Regions from separate parts of the Homo sapiens genome. Here region 1 is linked to region 2. A link is a loop called in an ENCODE intact Hi-C map of the cell type or tissue named here. Cell type or tissue: heart right ventricle. All regions are shown on one strand. Links, peaks and the distances in the headings refer to the core of each region. The heading gives the core; the rest is flanking DNA.

Evidence for each region. Hi-C counts contacts between places; a loop is a spot of excess contacts. Peaks named below come from ENCODE experiments on the same cell type or tissue, not always from the same donor. Only the 100,000 strongest peaks of a DNase experiment are listed, where the experiment ranks them.
Region 1: a loop joins it to region 2, with 7 times the contacts of the local background. A loop is called at or near these places in 2 of 110 quality-filtered maps.

The regions. Positions count from the first base shown.
Region 1 is chr18:23,948,023-23,958,864 of GRCh38, reverse strand. It overlaps LAMA3 (laminin subunit alpha 3), which reads right to left. Exons shown (of 75, transcript NM_198129.4): 71 at 8,941-9,100; 72 at 8,706-8,836; 73 at 7,088-7,181; 74 at 5,756-5,875; 75 at 3,799-4,362. The coding sequence ends at 4,217. It overlaps LINC02958 (long intergenic non-protein coding RNA 2958), which reads left to right. Exons shown (of 2, transcript NR_199650.1): 2 at 234-1,111. Among named protein-coding and RNA genes, the nearest start is that of LINC02958, 29 kb to the left of the region's middle. RefSeq lists an enhancer at 6,576-7,436. In heart right ventricle, for the core only: no CTCF peak of the experiment used is centred there; no DNase peak of the experiment used is centred there.
Region 2 is chr18:23,901,000-23,908,999 of GRCh38, reverse strand. It overlaps LAMA3 (laminin subunit alpha 3), which reads right to left. Exons shown (of 75, transcript NM_198129.4): 48 at 7,677-7,873; 49 at 5,875-5,991; 50 at 4,913-5,067; 51 at 4,306-4,447; 52 at 3,376-3,478; 53 at 1,334-1,450; 54 at 1,065-1,244. Among named protein-coding and RNA genes, the nearest start is that of LINC02958, 78 kb to the left of the region's middle. In heart right ventricle, for the core only: no CTCF peak of the experiment used is centred there; a DNase peak (open chromatin) is centred at 4,851.

The DNA.
Region 1 (10,842 bases), core at 2,843-10,842, 47 kb before region 2:
AAATAAACCACACATTCAAAATGTATGGAGAAAGAAATCTTCTGGAAATGGAAAGTTACACTTTATATACTGGGGTCATACAAGTCTTTATGAGCGAGGCAGAAAAGACATTTCCAGTCAATAGCATTCACCATCTCAGGCCCCTGTCCCTCTACTTTGGGAGAATTACGTTCCTTGCCCTGAGGATGATTAACAAGGATATCCCCGATTTCATCTCTGCTTTCTATTCCCAGCTACGCAGACATTGTGCTGGAATTTCTATGCTGAAGAATTAAGCTATATTGTTTGGCAAAAGAAGAAACTGAAAACAAGAAATCCATCCCTTTCTACCACTGCTATTATATCATCCACGTTTAAAAAAAAAAAGTTTGTATGTAGTTATATACAACAAGAAGTTTCTGCTTCGGATTTCTCTGTTGGGCAGGGTGGTGGGAGGGATGGGGTCTCGAGTTTTTCCCAAGTGAAATCCTGGTAATCCTGCCTGAGAGAATTCTTATGAAAGTTTCACTCACAATGAAAGCAAACTTCCAAGGTGGAGGAGGGTGAAGCCGGCTGGCTGGACCGATCACTGAGGCCCAGTGCTGCGAAGAGAGTTCAGCACATTATTCCAACCCTTTCTGGGAGCACGGCCCAGGCTTGGCACCGGTTTGGTGTTCTCGAGTGTGATGCATTCTGAAAACCTGGCTGCGTCCGTGGCCCAGCTCCAGTTCTGCAGGGCTCAGCATCAGGCTGCCCCCTCTCCTAAGGTGTTTTGCAGGATCGCCCCTCAGAGCTAAACACCCACCAGCTGACCACCTGTTCCAGGTGATGGGATTTTGGCTCAGATCAGCCTGGATCAGGGTGGACCTCTACAAGCTGGCTTGCATGAATGTAAATGTCTGCTGCCCATCTTGAAGACCATCGGCAAGCTTTGGTGGGTTCATATTCAGTGGCATTAGGGATTAAGGCAAACTTAAAATGATTCTGAGTGTAAACAGATACAGATATAAACTTTTGGGGGAACAATTTGGTAATAGCTAATAACAATCGTTAAAATGTTTATATCCTTTGACCTGATAGTGTTAGTTCTAAGAATTTACCTTAAGAAAATAAATAAATTTATATCCCATGATATCTTCATTTTAGTGTTGCTTGTAATTGCAAAAAGAAAAAAAAAGAAAAGAGAAAAAACCCCATTTACTGAATAATTGGAGGGTGGTTAAATACATTACGGTAAATTCATCTGATAGAATAAAATGCTCTACAGTTAAAGACCTAGGAAACACAATAGACTTTGCAAAACCATATAAAAACAATATATATGGTATCATCATGATTTTTGTAAAAAAATACATGTGAATTAAAAGACTAATGAACATATAACTATATACAAACAGATTTCGGAGTGGTGAGATTCTAGGTGATTTTAATGCCTCTCTGCATATTCCAATTTTTCCATAACGAACACACATACCACTGATATTCAATAAAAAAAGGTTATTTTAAATTTTTTTCTACCCATATGCTGACTGTAAGTCCTCATTCCAAAGGAAGAATAAGACCTTTCGGGGGCTACCACTGACCTGCCCAAGTTGGAATTAGTAAAAAGAGAACTGGGGAACCGGAAGAGAAGAGTTAGAGTGGCTGGCAGACGCTGAGGTGTGAGGGGTTTTCAGTGCAGCAGTTTTGGGGGTTGGGGAGAGTAGAGAAAGGAGCTGAGTTCAAGTTCTCTGTGGGGAAGTGGGACCACATCCTGCCTGGGAGAAGGGAAGGTCAGTGAGTTCTGTCCGGGGCTGCTGTCCTCTGGTACAGGGATATTATGAGCACGGCAAAAACTCAATAACTGTACGTATTAAGGAGTGAGGTCAGCCAGCACCTGGAGGGATGCTGAAGAAGGCAGGCCCGTGCAGACCCACGATTGCTTTACAGTTACTTGGTGCCCCTGAAGTGCCTGCTGCCCAGGGAGATGCACTGTTTCCAGTCCCCAATCCACTGAACGAAGATGGAACAATGGTGGACCCATCGTGAACTGGTCAGTGTTGTCTACCAGAGATCCTGCTGTCCCTCCCGAGACTCTCCTCACAAGGTCGGCCCAATTTGTGTGTGCCTATGAGCCAGGAAGAGCATACCAGTGACAATATTTGTATAGCATTTGATAGTTCACAAACAATTCTCATGAAAGTTCAGTCAAGGAGCTCTAGACATTCTTTTCAGGAAACACATATTTACAATCTGCAAATAGCCACACTGAGGGTGTTCTTTTTCCTCAGCTGTAATTTCATCTGTGACTCTCTCTGCTGCTTTCTGGTGGCTGGAACTGTATTCAGCAAGGGCAGATAGGTGGCTGTTCTTCAAGCTTTTACGAAATGGGGGAAAACCATCGGTATTAGTCAGTGAGGAATAAACTAGCCCTTTCTTTTTGTTTTTCTTTTGCTTTTTTAGACACAGGCTGGAGTACAGTGGGGTGATCCTAGTTCACTGCAGCCTCAACCTCCTGGGCTCAAGTGATCCTCCCACCTCGACCTCCAGAGTATCTGGGACTACAGGCATGTGCCACCAAGCCCAGCTAATTTTTTTTTATTGTTTTGTAGAGACAGGGTCTTGCTATGTTGCCCAGGCTGGTCTCAAACTCCTGGCCTCAAGCAATTCTCCTGCCTTGGCCTCCCAAAGTGCTGGGATTACAGGTGTGAGCCACCACACCTGGTCATTACCCCTTTCTAATGAATCTAGGAAGTGCTAACAAATAATCGGCACCAGTGAATAACTCCTTAGATTCAGTGAGGTTAACACTGGGGACCCAGAAGAGAGAACCACCGGCTTAGTGTAGACCTGCCAAAGGCAGGTGTTAAAATGGATGATCCTCTTGCAGACTCAGTTCCTGGCTGGTCATCACCTGGTGAATTTTTCATTTTAAAATCAATATTTCAAGAAAGCACATAGCTTAGAGTCATGTAGTTTAACCTCCAACCCAACATGGCATCCCTAAGGACCACCACCCAGCCTCTGTTGAATACTCCTATGATGGGGACCTCGCTACCTCTCCAGGAGAACATTCAATTTCTGTATAGATGTGGTTAGAAAGCATGTCCACAAGACTGCAGTGTGGAAGTCAGAAGAGAACATTGGGTTGAAGGGGATGTGACTCAGTTTCAAAGGTGCAGGGTGTGTAGCTATAAGGGTACCACATAGGATTACTATATCCAATTTTTTAGAATTATTTGTTATTTTTCTTCTGATGAACAAATACTATGTAGAGGATATGGAAATGCTTGTGTAGCCTTCTCTGTTAGGGAAAGTGGTGCTGGGTAATAATATTGGTTCAGTACATCATTCATTATTTTGTAGATAAAACTAGAAGTGAGTCCTCCATCCCACTGACTTTGGTTAGCTTGCCATATGAAGCTTCAGTGATGGTGCGTTACATCCATCTCAGCTTCCCTACCAGGTAGTTTGTGCCCTCAAGGAATTGATCATCATAATCTAGACTTGGTTGGTAGCAGGCTGGGGAAGGCTAGGATTGGGAAACCAATGGGCTTCATTAATTAATGGGTTCATTAGTTCAGTTTGTTTGTAAGTTACTATTTTATGAATATTATATGTCTCCCCAATTGGACTGCATATTCCTTAAGGGCAGGAATTTATTTCTTATCCCTCACTGTAGTTGCAATAGTGAACACACACAAAACCCTCATCAGTATATGCTCAGTGATTATCTGTAGAAGACTATGTTGTAGGTAACACATTGAACTGGTGCTGAAGAATTAATCCAATTAACAATGACCATCAAGCCACTTCTTTTATGCTAATAAAACATCATAATTTAAGGACTACACTGCATTTTTTAATTCCATAAATTATAATCCTTTAACATATATGAAAGTTTCATATTCTTAAAGTGCTTTAAAATATATTTAATTTTTTTAACAAGTGGAAAAGAATGTTTCTTAAAAGACATTTAATTTTTTAGTGGAAATTAATATTACCAAAAACATTCTGTGCATAACAATTTGAATAACAATTTTTTTATCTTCAAGAAATGGGATTTTTATATAAAATACACATGTAGCACTGAATGCCAAAGTGATGGGTATCCATGGTCAGAATTCAAAATTAGATTCGCTATTAAACCTGTCTGGTTTGTGTCCTGAGTGAAGAATGATCTCGAGCTGGGGAGGGAGGTGCATTGGGTAATCAGTGCTTTTGAAGGTGAATTTCCTTGCTGTGAAATAGGCTTGGGTTACTGGTCAGGACAACCATTCAGACTGACAGGCCCCTGGACTTCCAAGGCTTCAGTGACAGGGACAGGGATGTGATTGACATGAATATTCCTCAGACAGCCAAAGAATGATTTCCACACAGGGATCCTCAGTGTCGTCAAATTGGCTGAAAGAGAAAGTGGAGAGGCATTCAGTAAATAATTCATACTGTCCAGGGACTGTTCCCTGGATTTTAAAAGATAGTATTTTTTTTTTTTTTTTTTTTTTAGACAGGGTCCTGCTCTGTTACCCAGGCTGAAGTACAGTAGTGTGATCACAGCTCTCTGTAAACCTGGGATTCCTGGGCTCACACAATCCTCACACCTCAGTCTGCCAAGTAGCCAGGACTAGAGGTGTGGGCCACCACCCTGGGCTAATTTTTAATGTTTTTGTAGAGATGGGGTCTCACTATGTTGCCCAGGCTGGTCTTGAACTCCTGGCCTCAAGTGATCCTCCCGCCTCAGCCTCCCAAAGCTCTGGGATTACAGGTGTGAGCCACCATGCCAGGCAAAAGATAGTCTTAGTGGAGAAAGCTAAAGTGACTTCACATCTCAGCCCACTCAGCCCTCTCCACTTCAGGCAGGCGTCTGACACTCCACCTGCTGTGATAAATCAGCAACAAGGCTACTGTTCAAGTTCTTCAGAGGAGAATCCACTGCCCAAATCAATAGCTCTAAACTGGTACTTTTTATGGGTAATGAAAGACCTATACAATTAACAACCGGATTACAGTGTATTTGGAGGGACAGAAAACAATGAAGAATGAAAAGGCTCTTCCCAGACAACATTCCAGTCTTGAACTTGACTCCATTTCAGCCTACCTGATTCTCCCAGTCCGGTCCCCAAAAGCTTAATAACTCACTAGTAAAACTAAATACCTGAAGAGGACAGAGACCAGTTTTTCAGACCCTTTTCCTGACTCTTTACTGGTATCAGGCTTCTAGGTTAATGCAACCTCTTAAGAAAGGATTATAAATTATAGGCTTGGGGCCAGGTGCAGTGGCTCACACCTGTAATCCCAGCACTTTGAAAGGCTGAGGCGGGTGGATCACCTGAGGTCAGGAGTTTGTGACCAGCCTGGCCAACATAGCAAAACCCTGCCTCTACTAAAAACACAAAAATTATCCAGGCGTGGTGGCATGTGCCTGTAGTCCCAGCTACTTGGGAGGCTGAGGCAGGAGAATAGCTTGAACTTGGGAGGCAGAGGTTGTGGTGAGCTGAGATCACATCACTGCTCTCCAGCCTGGGCAACAGAGTGAGACTCCATCTCAAAAAAAAACAAAAAAAAAAACAAAAAAAAAAAACAAAATTACAGGCTTGGGGCAAGGGGCAACAGCAGTAATGGGGCCTGGGCTGACCTGACAAGTGCTCCTTTCCAGCAACTGCCTTTCCCCACATGCCAGTGCAAAGGGCCTCACCATCTCCACTGTCCAGCCAAGAGCTGCCCTGCCACTAATTAAGAAGTGAATGTTCAGAGCTGACACAGGGCAACACATTATAGAAGTCAGGACAAGAGTTACCTGGAGCACCTCCAAGGTGTAGTGGCTCTTGAGTGCTGGCAGGTGGGAAGGGGATCTGTCCAGCTGTGTAGCTACTGTCTGTGTCCAGTTCCAGGTGCAGGATGTGTTGTTTTATGGTGACTGGGGAAAGGAGGCTGGTTAGGTCTATCATCGGAGGTGAGCCCTGCTTAATGTCTACACCATTGACTTTGTTTTAACTCCTTCATACTAGACCTGTGGGAGTGCTGTTTGCAGAAATTTGGTCAGCTTAGATATAAATTCAATTAACTTCCTCTAAACACCAGGTAGTGCTTCCACGTACATGAATGAATTTTACCCTTAAAATGAATCTGTGAAGAAGAAATTATCATTCCCCATTTCCCAGATAAGAGAATGTGTCTCACTGAGGAGCCTGACAAGATGGCTTGGTTACCAAGAGTTGGGATTTAAGCTCTGGTCTCCTGTGTCCAGAGGCCATGCTGATTTCATGTGATCTCAGCTACTTTCTATGAAGACACTGACTTCTGAAAGCTGATGCCAAAGACAGCTCTTTTGACTCTCGACACAAAATTCCTCTCATGTTAATGATCTCAGCTAATTGCAATGTAGTTATCTTTTAAATTAGCCAAGAAAAGGCCACTTTTTTACAAAAGGTATTTTAGCCAATATGGGTTCATAGATCTCTAATATCCACAAATAATTAATAAAATAACAGATTCTTTTTGAGAGGAAATGCTTGCTCTCTACTCATCGGGTTGTCTAAATAGTTAGCATTAATATTAAATGGTTGTTGAAAAAAATAACACAACAATGAGCCTTAACAAAAAACAGATACTTACTGAACACTGACTACATATCAGACACTGGGCTAATAACCTTTCACACATTGTCCCATTTAATTTCCACAACCTTAAGAGCCATACCCTATTTTTATTTCCATTTTACAGAAGAGGAAACCGAAGGTAAAGAACAATTAAGCAACTTGTCCAAGGTCACACAGGGAAAGGGATGGAACTAAGATTTGACCTCTGTTCTAACTTCAGAGCCAAAATCTAAATCACAACGTTATACTATCTTGAAAACTAGCCTAGCTTATTAGTGTGCTGGGCTCCAAAAACAAACAAACAACAACAACAGCAACAATAAAATATTTGATAAGTTCTGGAGAACTGGAGGTGGCAACCATGAGTGACGGAAGCATGGCTGGGGTTGTGAATGGACACGTTAGCCTCGGGGGCTGGCCCTGGTCAGGCACTGTGGATGGAGGGGCTGAGGCTGCCTTTGGGATGTTCAAGTCAAAATGGAAAGGGGGCCTGTTTTAGTGCATGAACAATCAGCTACTGGACAACATACCTGCCACCGAGTGCCACTGTCCATCACACAGAGACTGCTTTGGTGTGACCGACGTTGAGGTCCCACCTGCCCCACTGTCCATAGAGGCCGTGACCTGGAACACACATGCATTTTCCTATTTCCTTCAGGAAGGCAGGTGGAGCCGACCTTCCCCTGCCATCTTCCCTCCCCAAACCGGGCCAACTGACAGCTTAAGGGCACATTAGATATTGGCCCTCCTCCGCTTTTGAAGCATTTGACCACATGGGGTCCAATGCTTCCAGAGATCTCTCTGCTGCATCCCTTCCAGGCAACTATAAACCAGGGTGGACCCTGGCCTGAAGTCGTTGCCAATGGCAATGAGTTGTTCCCTTCTAATCCAAACCCCGCCCCCATCAGCTCAACTCAAAGGTTACTGATTGGAATCCTCCTTAGCAATTAATGCGTGACAGTGGCTCTGTATGGAAGGATATGTGAGATGTGGAAGGCAAAGCTACTGGTGGAGGCCTACAGCCTGCTGCAAGGGCCAGCCAACTGTAATAGTTCCATGCATGGCAAGACTTTAAACAAGCAAAATGATTGAGTTTGCTCTGGGCACGCATCGGGAGCCAGGCACGCAGTCTGTTTTGTGCAGAATCCCACATTCCTGCTTTCTAAATCAGGGTCTCCTCCAGGATCTTCCAAGAGTTGAATCAAGGGGAATGAAATGAGAGGACTAAAATAAGTGTGTTTATAAATAATTTACATTTAATTTGCATGTAGCTAGATGGGACAGCCTATTCACAGGCAATTTTTGAGCTAAACAATGTCACTGCTATTATGAAGGTCATCGGGTCTTGATTTGTTTTCCTGAGAATAATTCCCTCCCAGAGACTCTCAGTAGAGACTCTCTCCAGCTCCTCCTCTGAAAAACCAGAATTGTCTCAACCACCTTGCAAGTGGATAGTTACTTGCTTTTCTGGGCTACCAGAGACCTACTCAGACTTAATTAAAGACTACAATAGAAAGTATTCTAGGAATTTTGGGCATTTTATTTTCTTCTGGGATTCTTTTCCCCTCACATTTAGTAAACTGTGGAAGGACGGAGATGAAAGAAAATGGCATATTATATCAATCTTTCACTCGAGGCCTCAACTAAGGGTCTTCCTAGAAGAATCTGGTTTTAAAGAGACATCTTTGAGAAGGAAAGAGATATAACTGGGTGGTGGAAAATAAGATGTTGACTCAGGCCTGTGAGTGATGGAAAAATGAGGCTGCAGAGATGAAGAAAGAATCTGTAAGAATTGAGTATATGGCGATTTCTATAATCTTGACAAAAGCCTTAAGTTATAAGAGTTATTATCTACATTTTACAGATAAGTCTGAAAGAGCTTGAGTAACATCCTTAGGACCATATAACCAAGTGCTGGACCTGCAATTCAGCCCGACTTGTTTGAGTTTTCCCAGTTTTAAAAATTAAGAACAGAAAACATGATGATAAAATTACTTGCTAAAGGAAAATGGTAAGTTAGCACTGAAGTCAAGGCTCTTAAATACAAGATTGGATCCCATTCTCTACTACAAACCTGACCCGCTGTGGCCTCCAGACATTGAAGCTGGTTTCTACAGACCCTCCCCATGGCATCAGACTGCTACACACCTTTCCTGCCTCCAGGTAAACACATAAGTGCTTCCCGGGCTGACTTCCGATGTGTATTAGGATCCCAGTGAGACTTCTTGGGCGGATGCTGAAAACAAGCTTAAATTCTGGCCCCAACAATACAGAGTGAGCTTTCAAAAGAGAAACAAAGCAAAAGTTAAAGCATCACCATGAAAGAAAACAGGATACAGTTCTTAAGATGCAAAGACTTAAATTCTATAGAACTGCTCCTTACCCAAGACGACATGACCTCCTTCTTCAGAGAAATAAATGCCTTTCTCCAAAGGACCACCCAAGCAGGAAGACACCCCGAAGCTTGAAGAAGGGGTATACAAGGGTTTTGAATCCAGCTGAAAGTTCTTCAGGCATCCCACAAAGCTGTTTGTGGGGAGGCTCTGCAACCAAGCAGAAAAGAAAAAGCTCATTACCTACACCTCCAAGAAAGGCATGGGTAGCCAAGGCGAAGGGCACTGCAGCTTGTCAGCAAAAGGGGGAAGGTAGGTAGGGATTCATTCTTCCCGCTTCCAAGTCAGGTTCTTCAAACTCAGGTTCTAATAGCTGTTCTATTTGGCTCTCTGCCCAGAGTGCCAAGAAAAACCTGTATACCAGATGTTGGGTGGGTGGTCGAAGATTGCAGGTGCCACCAAAAAAAGTGGTGTGTGCAGGAGGGCGGGCTAGTGCAGGTTGCTAGCTTGTGCTAGAATAAGAACAGGGAAGGTTGACCTGACCCTGGTCCTCACAGATGGAGCAGCAACAAGGGAAATTTCCACCTTACAGTTCACAGATTTCACCGTCTCTTTGCAGATACAAACCACTTCTTAGAGTTCCACGAGGCAGTGTGTTAGCTTACTGCAGGGCAGCTGACAAAAATAAAGAGGCCAAAATGTTCCCAAAATAATAAAATGCAAAAAAATCTGCCTACATTGTTGGGCTCAGTGCACCACCACCAAGTCACGAATGCTGCAGAGTTAAAATAAGACACAGTGTGCATTGACAGTGGGCTTGCGTGGAGCCCCATGCCTGCCTAGAGCCGGCTGGAACAGGGGACTCCTCTCCTGGGGCCCAGGAACAGGCTTGTGGGGTTCTGTGCTCTCCTATATTATACACCAGGTGTGTTCTGCGTGTGCATTTTCCTGGGGAGGACTGTAAATTTCATAAAATTCTCAAGAAAGTTTGAGATTCACCGAATAAAACTCTTGAACTCCCTTCTAGAATGAATGCCTTTAGGACTCTGGAATCCTACAAGTCAGACATGGTAATAAAGATATGGTAACTTTAAAAGAAAATGGTGGCCAGGCACAGTGGCTCACACCTGTAATCCCAGCACTTTGGGAGGCTGAGGCTGCTGGATCACCTGAGGTCAGGAGTTTGAGGCCAGCCTGGCCAACATGGTGAAACCCCGTCTCTACTAAAAATACAAAAATTAGCCAGGTGTGGTGGCAGGTGCCTGTAGTCCCAGCTATGCAGGAGACTGAGGCAGGAGAATCGTTTGAACTCAGGAGGCGGAGGTTGCAGTGAGCCGAGATCGTACTACTGCACTCCAGCCTGGGTGACAGAGCAAGACTCCAACTCAAAAAAAAAAAAAGAAAGAAAGAGAAAATGTTGATGTGATAAATGCACATGGTGCCAGCATCAACAGTAAACTACTGATTGGATTCCCTATGAAACTTTTAGTTTCTTAAGATTTGTCATGCTACACAATGAAAAAGCTGTGTCCTAAAGCTAGGACTCCCCAGGATGGGCCAGAACCCAGCATTGATCCCTAAGGGCTGACTGCAGTGCCGGTGTTCAGAGGCAGACACTGATCGGATGTGGCCTGCTCCTGAAAAGGATATGTGGGAGGGCCCATGAGATGGTTTATACCCTCAGGTTGAAAGAAGGCTGCAAAAAGAAACTTGGTCTGTAAAGAGTATTGTAAATGGGGTGCTACTATTTGGCCCAGATGTTAGATGCTGGGTGTGATTAAGGTGGTTTGAAGAGAATTTATCCAAAGCCAAAGAATACCCAAATCCTGCCCCATCCTGTGATTTCTCTGAGTTGAAAATAGGGGCCGGGCACGGTGGCTCACGCCTGTAATCCCAGCACTTTGGGAGGCCGAGGAGGGCAGATCACGAGGTCAGGAGATCGAGACCATTCT
Region 2 (8,000 bases), core at 1-8,000:
CCCATGGTTTCACTTCCCAAGGTTTCAAGTACTTGCTATCAACCATGGTCCAAAAATATTAAAAAAGAAAAATTCCAGAAATAAGCAATTCATAAGTTTTGAATTGGGTGCTGTTTGGAATAGCATGACGAAATCTCATATGGTCCCACCCATGTGAATCTTCCTTTTTTCCAGCATATCCTTGCTGTCTACCCTACCCACCCATTAGTCACTTAGTAGCTGTCTGGGTTATCAGATCGAAAAAACATAGTATATATAGGGTTTGGTACTATCTGTGGGTTCACACACCCAGTAGGGGTCTTGGAACATATCCCCTGAGGATAAGGAGGAACTACTGTACATGGTGAATTGTATTCTGCAATCTAGGTACCAAATCCTTTACTTTGACCACTACAGAAAGAAAAAAAAAAACCTTTGTTTTCTGATTCTTTTTCTTTCTTTCTTTCCTTTTTTTTTTTTTTTTTTTGTTTGAGATGGAGTCTCGCTCTGTCGTCCAGGCTGGAGTGCAGTGGTGCAATTTCAGCTCACTGCAACCTCCACCTCCCAGGATCACGCCATTCTCCTGCCTCAGCCTCCCGAGTAGCTGGGACTACAGGCGCCCATCACCACGCCTGGCTAATTTTTTGTATTTTTAGTAGAGACAGGATTTCACCATGTTAGCCAGGATGGTCTCGATCTCCTGACCTCGTGATCCACCCACCTCGGCCTCCCAAAGTGCTGGGATTACAGGCATGAGCCACAGCGCACAGAAAACACAGCCTGTTTTCTGATTCTTAATATCAATCATAATTCAATGCCTCATGATTTAGAAACATATATCTCCACTTTGTAAAAAAGCAAACCAATAGCATTTTCAATGTATTTTCTAAAAATTAAAAATCCTGTCTGGTCCTTCCAACTAGCAGGATATCTATACGCTTTGAATATATCCTGTATCAGGTGGAGCTGTTTTCTAATGTTTTAGTTTCTGAGATCAGACTTTACCAGGGAAGAATGGAAATGGACCAAAACACATAACAATGGAGAGAATGGCTAAGATGTCCTGGCCAGAGATCGCCTGATACCCGAGTTATCTGCATCAGTCAGAGCCTTTTTGAAGTCTTCGTTCTGTGTCCTCCCATAGGTGTCCTTAATTCTTTCCACATCTGTCTGGATGGGGTTGAGCCCATCCAGAACCTCATCTGTGATGTCGTTGGCCTTTCTGACCATGCTCTTTGCACTACTGATCATAGCATCAATATCACCTAATGCACACACAGATAGGGAGGTATAAGTATCTAAAACGTTCAACAAAAGAAGCCAACCGAGTACAATGGATTAGGAAGATGCTGACCTCTCTGTATCCCATGAAGACCATCTCGGAGAGTTGTGAGATTGGTGTCTATCACTTCTTTCTGAACTGTCACAATATTCAGGGTTTGCTGTAGGTTGTTGAGAGCTGGACTGACTTCTAAAATAAAATAAAGCATCAGGAGGCAATTACTTTGTGCATTTTGATCCTCCATTGGTATTTGTGGCCCCTGAAGTAGCCAGTGTCTGCACAGCATTGAGTAGACTTGCTTCTTAGGGGTCACCTCAGAGATGCCCACTGCATGTGCCCAGACCCACAGCTCTGGGATCCTCCAGTTACAGAGGTCAGCAGCAAATCAGAGCCTTGTGGTAATGCCTTGGAAATACACAGGAAGAAAGAAAGAGGCTGAATAACTTGGGGAAGGCTAAACTTCTTAACTGCTCAGAGTAAGAGACTCTGTTTAGTAAAAGATGCATCTGTCTTATCCACTACCATGTCCTACCACATAATGTAGTGTCTGGCACTAGTTGAGGCGTAATATTAGTATATGTTTGTTGAGTAAATGAATACATGAGTGAATGAATGAATTAATAATGTAGAAAGGATCCTCTTCCATCAGAGGACAAGAAAAGAGTGTTGTTGAAAGAGCCTCATCCAGGCAAATACAGACACAAAGTAGGCACTGTTTGTTTCTGTTAATTTCCAAAATGACACATTTTAAAAATTCTGTGAAAGAAAGGGAGCTAGCAGACATTCCTAGCTGATAATATTGCCATCCTTGGGTCATCAAAAATGACCAGCAAATGCTTTAAGACCATCTTGATGATTCATGGCTTCAATTACGATTCCAGGACTGGTTTACATAGCAACATAGTTAGCATCCTAACCCTGTTTAGCACACTGAGCCTACCTCGAAGCTCAAATTTTGTAGAGAGAAATAGATGTCATACCAGGAAATCCAAATTATTGAAATTTGCAAGGCAAATGATTGTATGTTAGTACTTTTTTGGTATTTTATTTTTCATGTCTTTAATTTTTTAACATGTGAAGGAAAGAGAGAAAGAAAGAAGGAAGGAAAAGAAGGAAGCAGAAAGGAGAGAAATTATTTAATTTACAGAGGCATCATTTAATCCCTCTGAAAGGACTAAGAGGCTGAATGAGGGCCTTGGACTCATGGATGACAACAAGAGCCTGGAGAAACACAAGAAACAGCATTTTTCAAACACAGAAATTTGGTGAGATTGAGAGAGTTTAATTATTTAAAAAAATAAGTAAGTAAAATACATGAAAATTTTCCAGAGATAAAATTTATGCTTAAAAAATTCTCATGCTTCACAGTAGCAGTGATTTTGGGGACTTTTAGTTGCAAAGATTTTAGGACTTAAGAAATTTTAAAGCAGTTATTCTAATGATCCCAAACCAATGATCTTGACATGTGGGGTTGCCAATGCCATGATCACAGGTGGGTTAAATTAAAATAGCCTCCCCACCAAGGCCAGGCCCAAATAGGCCTATCACTCTCAAGATTTATTTATATTTATAAGGCTCTAGTTAATTTTGTACATGATAGGTGGGGAATATTTAGAATATTGGGTGGATACATGAAATTGATAAATAAATCATGAATTTAAAAAGTATTATCTGGGCCCGGCATGGTGGCTCATGCTTGTAATCCCACCATTTTGGGAAGCTGAGACAGGAGGATCCCGTAAGGACAGGAATTTGAGCCCAGCCTGGGAAACATAGCAAGACCTTGCCTCTAAAAAAAATACAAAAATTAGCTGGGCATGGTGGTGCACGCCTGTAATCTCAGCTACTTGGGAGGCTGAAGTGGGAGGATAGCTTAAGCCCAGGAGTTCAAAGCTACAGTGAGCTATGATTGTGCCACTGCACTCCAGCCTGGGCAACGGAGACCCCATCTCTATTAAAAATAATAATAGTAATAAAATAAAATAAATAAAGGGTATCATCTGCATTGACACTGAGATTCAAAAACAACATTTGCTTCTAGGGCTGCCCCACCTGGTCCCAGAGGTCATTTAAAGCTCCTGACTATCCCTGCCATTGCCCACTCCCCCTAATACCTTGCTTTAGCTTCTTTTGTGTCATCTTGGCTTCATTTAACAGTTTATCACTGTTGGAACTCAGGGTTTTAGCTTTTCTTGGCAGATCTTCCTTTATCACTGTCTGAAAGCAAAGCATTTAACAGCCTTAAACAAATGCTATATGTTACGAAATATGGAATAAGATTTCTATCCTAGTCTGAAGCCCTTAATTTTAAGGATGAAGTTCAAAGGGGGAAGGAGTTATAACTAGATTGTTCCCTAAAAGAGTTAGGGCTCCAGGTAGCCCTAACACCTATGTGAATTATGTGGCTTGGGGAGGTGGGCCTATCTCTGGTGGCATACTGACAAATTATGTGACACTTGTTTTAGCTGCTCACTGTCATTCGTACAAAAACCTCTACAATAACAGAGGAGAGAACTTAGTTGTTTTCAGGCTTTCAAGCTTTGGGACAGAAAAGTCTTCACTCATTCAAGAAGGCCTGTCCCCCTGAACTCTGATATTTAATATTTTGTTCTTTATTTTCAGATATAGGAATTATCATATGGTGCATATAAGATCCCACAGGACTCCACAGACACACCGAGATGTAAGACCAAATGACCTGATGAAAATGCTGATCAAGTTGTTTGCAAAAATATCTCTTTTTGGCTAATGATCACAGCATAGAAGCATACCTGGTAAGATATAGGATATAATATTTGTTCAGGTTGAAAATTGACAATCAGTGTAATTTCTATCTGGTTTTACACATAGTTTTAAAACTGTGCTACAGACATGAAATAGTCAAATACAGAAATTACCCATATCTAGGGCAAGTTCTATTCTATACAACAAGTTCTGATTTAAAATAATGCTTTGTTTCTATTCCTTGGAGCCCACGGAAAGAAAATATAAAAATCAGCCATCTCCACAGCGAATGTGGAGAAGCTGCTGGTACAGGTGCCCACCTGGAGGGCAGATTCAGATGCACTGGCAGCCCTGTTGGCTGCGTCCTCGGCCGCTTTGATGGCATTGAGGATGTTCTCGTAGGCGGTGGCGGCATCCACAGCACAGCGCACCAGCTCATCCCCGCTGGCGTTTCTCTTGATCCTGGAAGACAGGGCAGGTTAGCCACTCCCCACAGCCTTCCTCTGCCAGCAGCTGACATCCCCCCAAACCTTTCCATTTCTTCTTTTTATTTTTTCTTTCTTTTTTTTTTTTAAGAAATGGAAAAAAACAAAATAAAATAAAGAGATGGCAGAGTCTCTCTCTGTCTGCCAGGTTTGACTGCAGTGGTGCCATCAACTTGAGCCCAGCCTCTTCGCATTTCATTTGGTAAGTGGATACCTGAGGTGATGGCCTCTGTAGCTGTGCCCAAAGGACGTGGCCAGGAATTAGTGCCCTTATTGCTGCTCTGCTTCTGACTTGGGCCTGGGGCATTGGCCTTGACCCCACCCTCCGCCCTCCACCCAGTTCTGGAGACCCAGCCAACCCAGGGGAGGGCCTTGCTTGTCTCAGGACAAGCTGCTGAGCTCAGCCCACGTGCCCTTCTGGTCTCCTGGGCCATGCACTCACTCTTCCAGCTGCTTTGCCAGCTCTTGTAAGGACCGCGCGTGCTTTTCTGCCTCCTCCACAAGGGATGTTTTGCCAGCAGATCTGGAAAGTTCTCTTACTTTGTCACTTAGTTCTTGTCTTGCTTCATTTAAACTGGCAGCTAATTTTTCATATTCCTATTTTTTCCAAATAAACAAAGACAGTATAAATTCAAGGAAAGAATGTAGGTGCTGATTTCTCAAACTCTATCATAACTGATGTGTTTCTGGGGCAACAATGAGATGTTATATTTTCTAAGCCTATTTACCATACCAGTTAATCCTTGGTCACTTCAGACAGTAGCACTGGTAATATTTCCCCAAGGTTTACCACTATCTTGAACATTCTCATTATGGTGAGAAACCCTTTAGTAACCTTTACAAAAGCACAATGTTATCATCAATATAAAGTTGTAGTAAACCAAAGAACTTTTTTATGATTTAGAAATAGTTATTAAAGAGTTACTGGGTGCAGCACACCAACATGGCACATGTATACATATGTAACTAACCTGCACGTTATGCACATGTACCCTAAAACTTAAAGTATAATAAAAAAAAGAAATAGTTATTATAAAAGACACTTTAAAATCCCCATTGAACTGCTAAAAAATTGTGTCAGTTTTGATCAAGTCTTAAATATCTTCTGTTAATAAATGCTTGTATGCTTGATATTTTAAAAATAGCATTATAATTTTTTTGTTGCTATCACAAAAGTGATTTGCTCATTGCGGACAAATTAGGTAATACATATGAACATAAGAAGACATGTCATTCATACTTCTTTTGCAAGAGAGAACTATTGTTAACATTTCATTATATTCTCTTCCATCTAAGAGACTATACTTTGAATAAACAAAAAAGTAGGTCAGCCCATTTCATTGTTTTCTCACAATATAATTAAAATGTTTTTAGATTTTTCTAGAGAACAACTATTTCCTCTACCTTCTGGCTTTTCTCCATCAGCTGCAGCGCAATGTTGGTTTGCAACAAAGATGAGTCTGCAGTGGTTAGATACTTGGTGAAATCACTCTGCAGGGAATTTATTTCTTTCACTTGTCTCTGGAGAAAATAAAAAAAAATTGCTTGAGCTCTATGATATATTATCAGAAGGCATAGACAAATTTATGGGACAATAGCATATACGTAATTTCAAAGTCAGAATGCTTTCTTGAACCTGAACATTGTCTAGGCAATTACAAAGTGATAGGAAATCAGTTCTTTTTGTAGTGGAGGTACGTCACCATAGTTTCCTTAAATGATATGCCAATGAAACAATTGCTATCACTGCTGAAGAAGGTTTCTACAGTAGGGGTCAACTTGCCCAATGAGATGGGTATATTATCAAAATCTGGTTTGTGAAACAGACCAAAAGATTTTATGTAAATAAACCATCACTAACCATCAGCCAGTACCAATGAGAACACAGCAGGCACTTGACCGAGAGGTCACACGGAACCTGAGAATGCCAGGCTGGAAGGCTGCCAGAGTTCAGAGGCCTATAAAGTTGGGTCTGCTCCCTTACCTTGGCATAATCAGCAACTTCACACAGACATGGTACTATCCAAAGAGGCTTTGGGAGCTAAGCATGGAGTCATCCACTAAGACATCATTTATTTTCATTTGCCAACTTCCTCCTGTGTTGGGGTCTGCCCTGTGTTATTCAATTTTGATTTTACTGTTGTTTTGTAACCCTATAAAACCGCTCATATTTTTGTTGTTTTTAATTTTTTTTTTGAGACAGGTCTCATTCTGTTGCCTAGGCTGAAGTGCAGTGGCTCGATAATGGCTCACTGCAGCCTTGCTCCCAACCCACCAGTGTGTTCAAGCGATCCTTCCACCTCAGCCTCCCGAGTAGCTGAGACTACAGGCTCATGCCACTATGACCAGCTAATTTTTAAAAAAATTTTTGTAGAGACAGGGTCTCACTACATTGCCGAGGCTGGTCTCAAACTCCTGGGCCCAAGCAATCCTCTTGCCTTGGCCTCTCAAAGTGTTAGGATTACAGGCATAAGCCATTGCACCTGGCCTCATTGTTTTAGCATACAATGTTCACTATTTAAAATATGAACTATAAGGCCGGGCATGGTGGCTCACGCCTGTAATCCCATCACTTTGGGAGGCTGAGGCGAGTGGATCACCTGAGGTCAGGAGTTCGAGACCAGCCTAGCCAACATGGTGAAACCCCGTCTCTACTAAAAATACAAAAATTAGCCAGGCGTGGTGGCGCCAAATATATGTATATATGAACTGCAAAATCCAGAGCTCTAAATTCTGTCATTGCAGCTTCTGTAGGTGGCCTGTACTTTTATTTCCTATAAAGCAGATTATGGCTTAAAATGCCTTTGCTGGTGATTATGATAATTATGTTCATTAAAAAGTATACATATTTGACACAAAAAGTAAATTACCAAAAACATAATATATACTTTGAATTAATTATAGCAATATTAATTTCTCATCTATTTGGCAACATTATTCCTCCAACACTCTTTCAGCTGGGGATGCAGGTGAAGCAGTTTGCACTGCTTTGTCTGTGGTTTAAGTTCAGAATCTTTTCTGGTAGCTGAAGACTAGAAACAACTATGGTTTTGCACTTAACGCTTTGTTCCTGTCTGATCTGGGTCTGAGGTGGTATAATGAGATGTACAGACAGGTGCCTGGCTATGCCACTTTATTAATAATAAAGATCCCTGCTTCTCTCATCCTTATTAACGAAAGTGTGCAACTTCAAACTGTGAACTCACCTGAATGGCTCCCAAAGCTCTCTCGTTTTCTTGGTTCAAGCCATTTGCCTGCTTGGCTTGGGCAGCTGCCTCCTGCAGCCGAGCACGAAGGTCACTGAGTTTGGCTTCGTATTCATTTAAAGAATCCCGGATACTGTTAGCAAGCCCATTGTTCTCCCCCTGGTGGGTTTTCTGCCAGGTCCTTATCCGGTTCAGCACTGTAATACATCACCTCATGTTTTCTATTTGACAGATGAGCATACTGAAGCTGGGTTATAAAAACTACAAAGGGAGAATCGAGTTTCTACTCATTTCATGGTTTTCCTTGAACTTTGGAGGGGATGG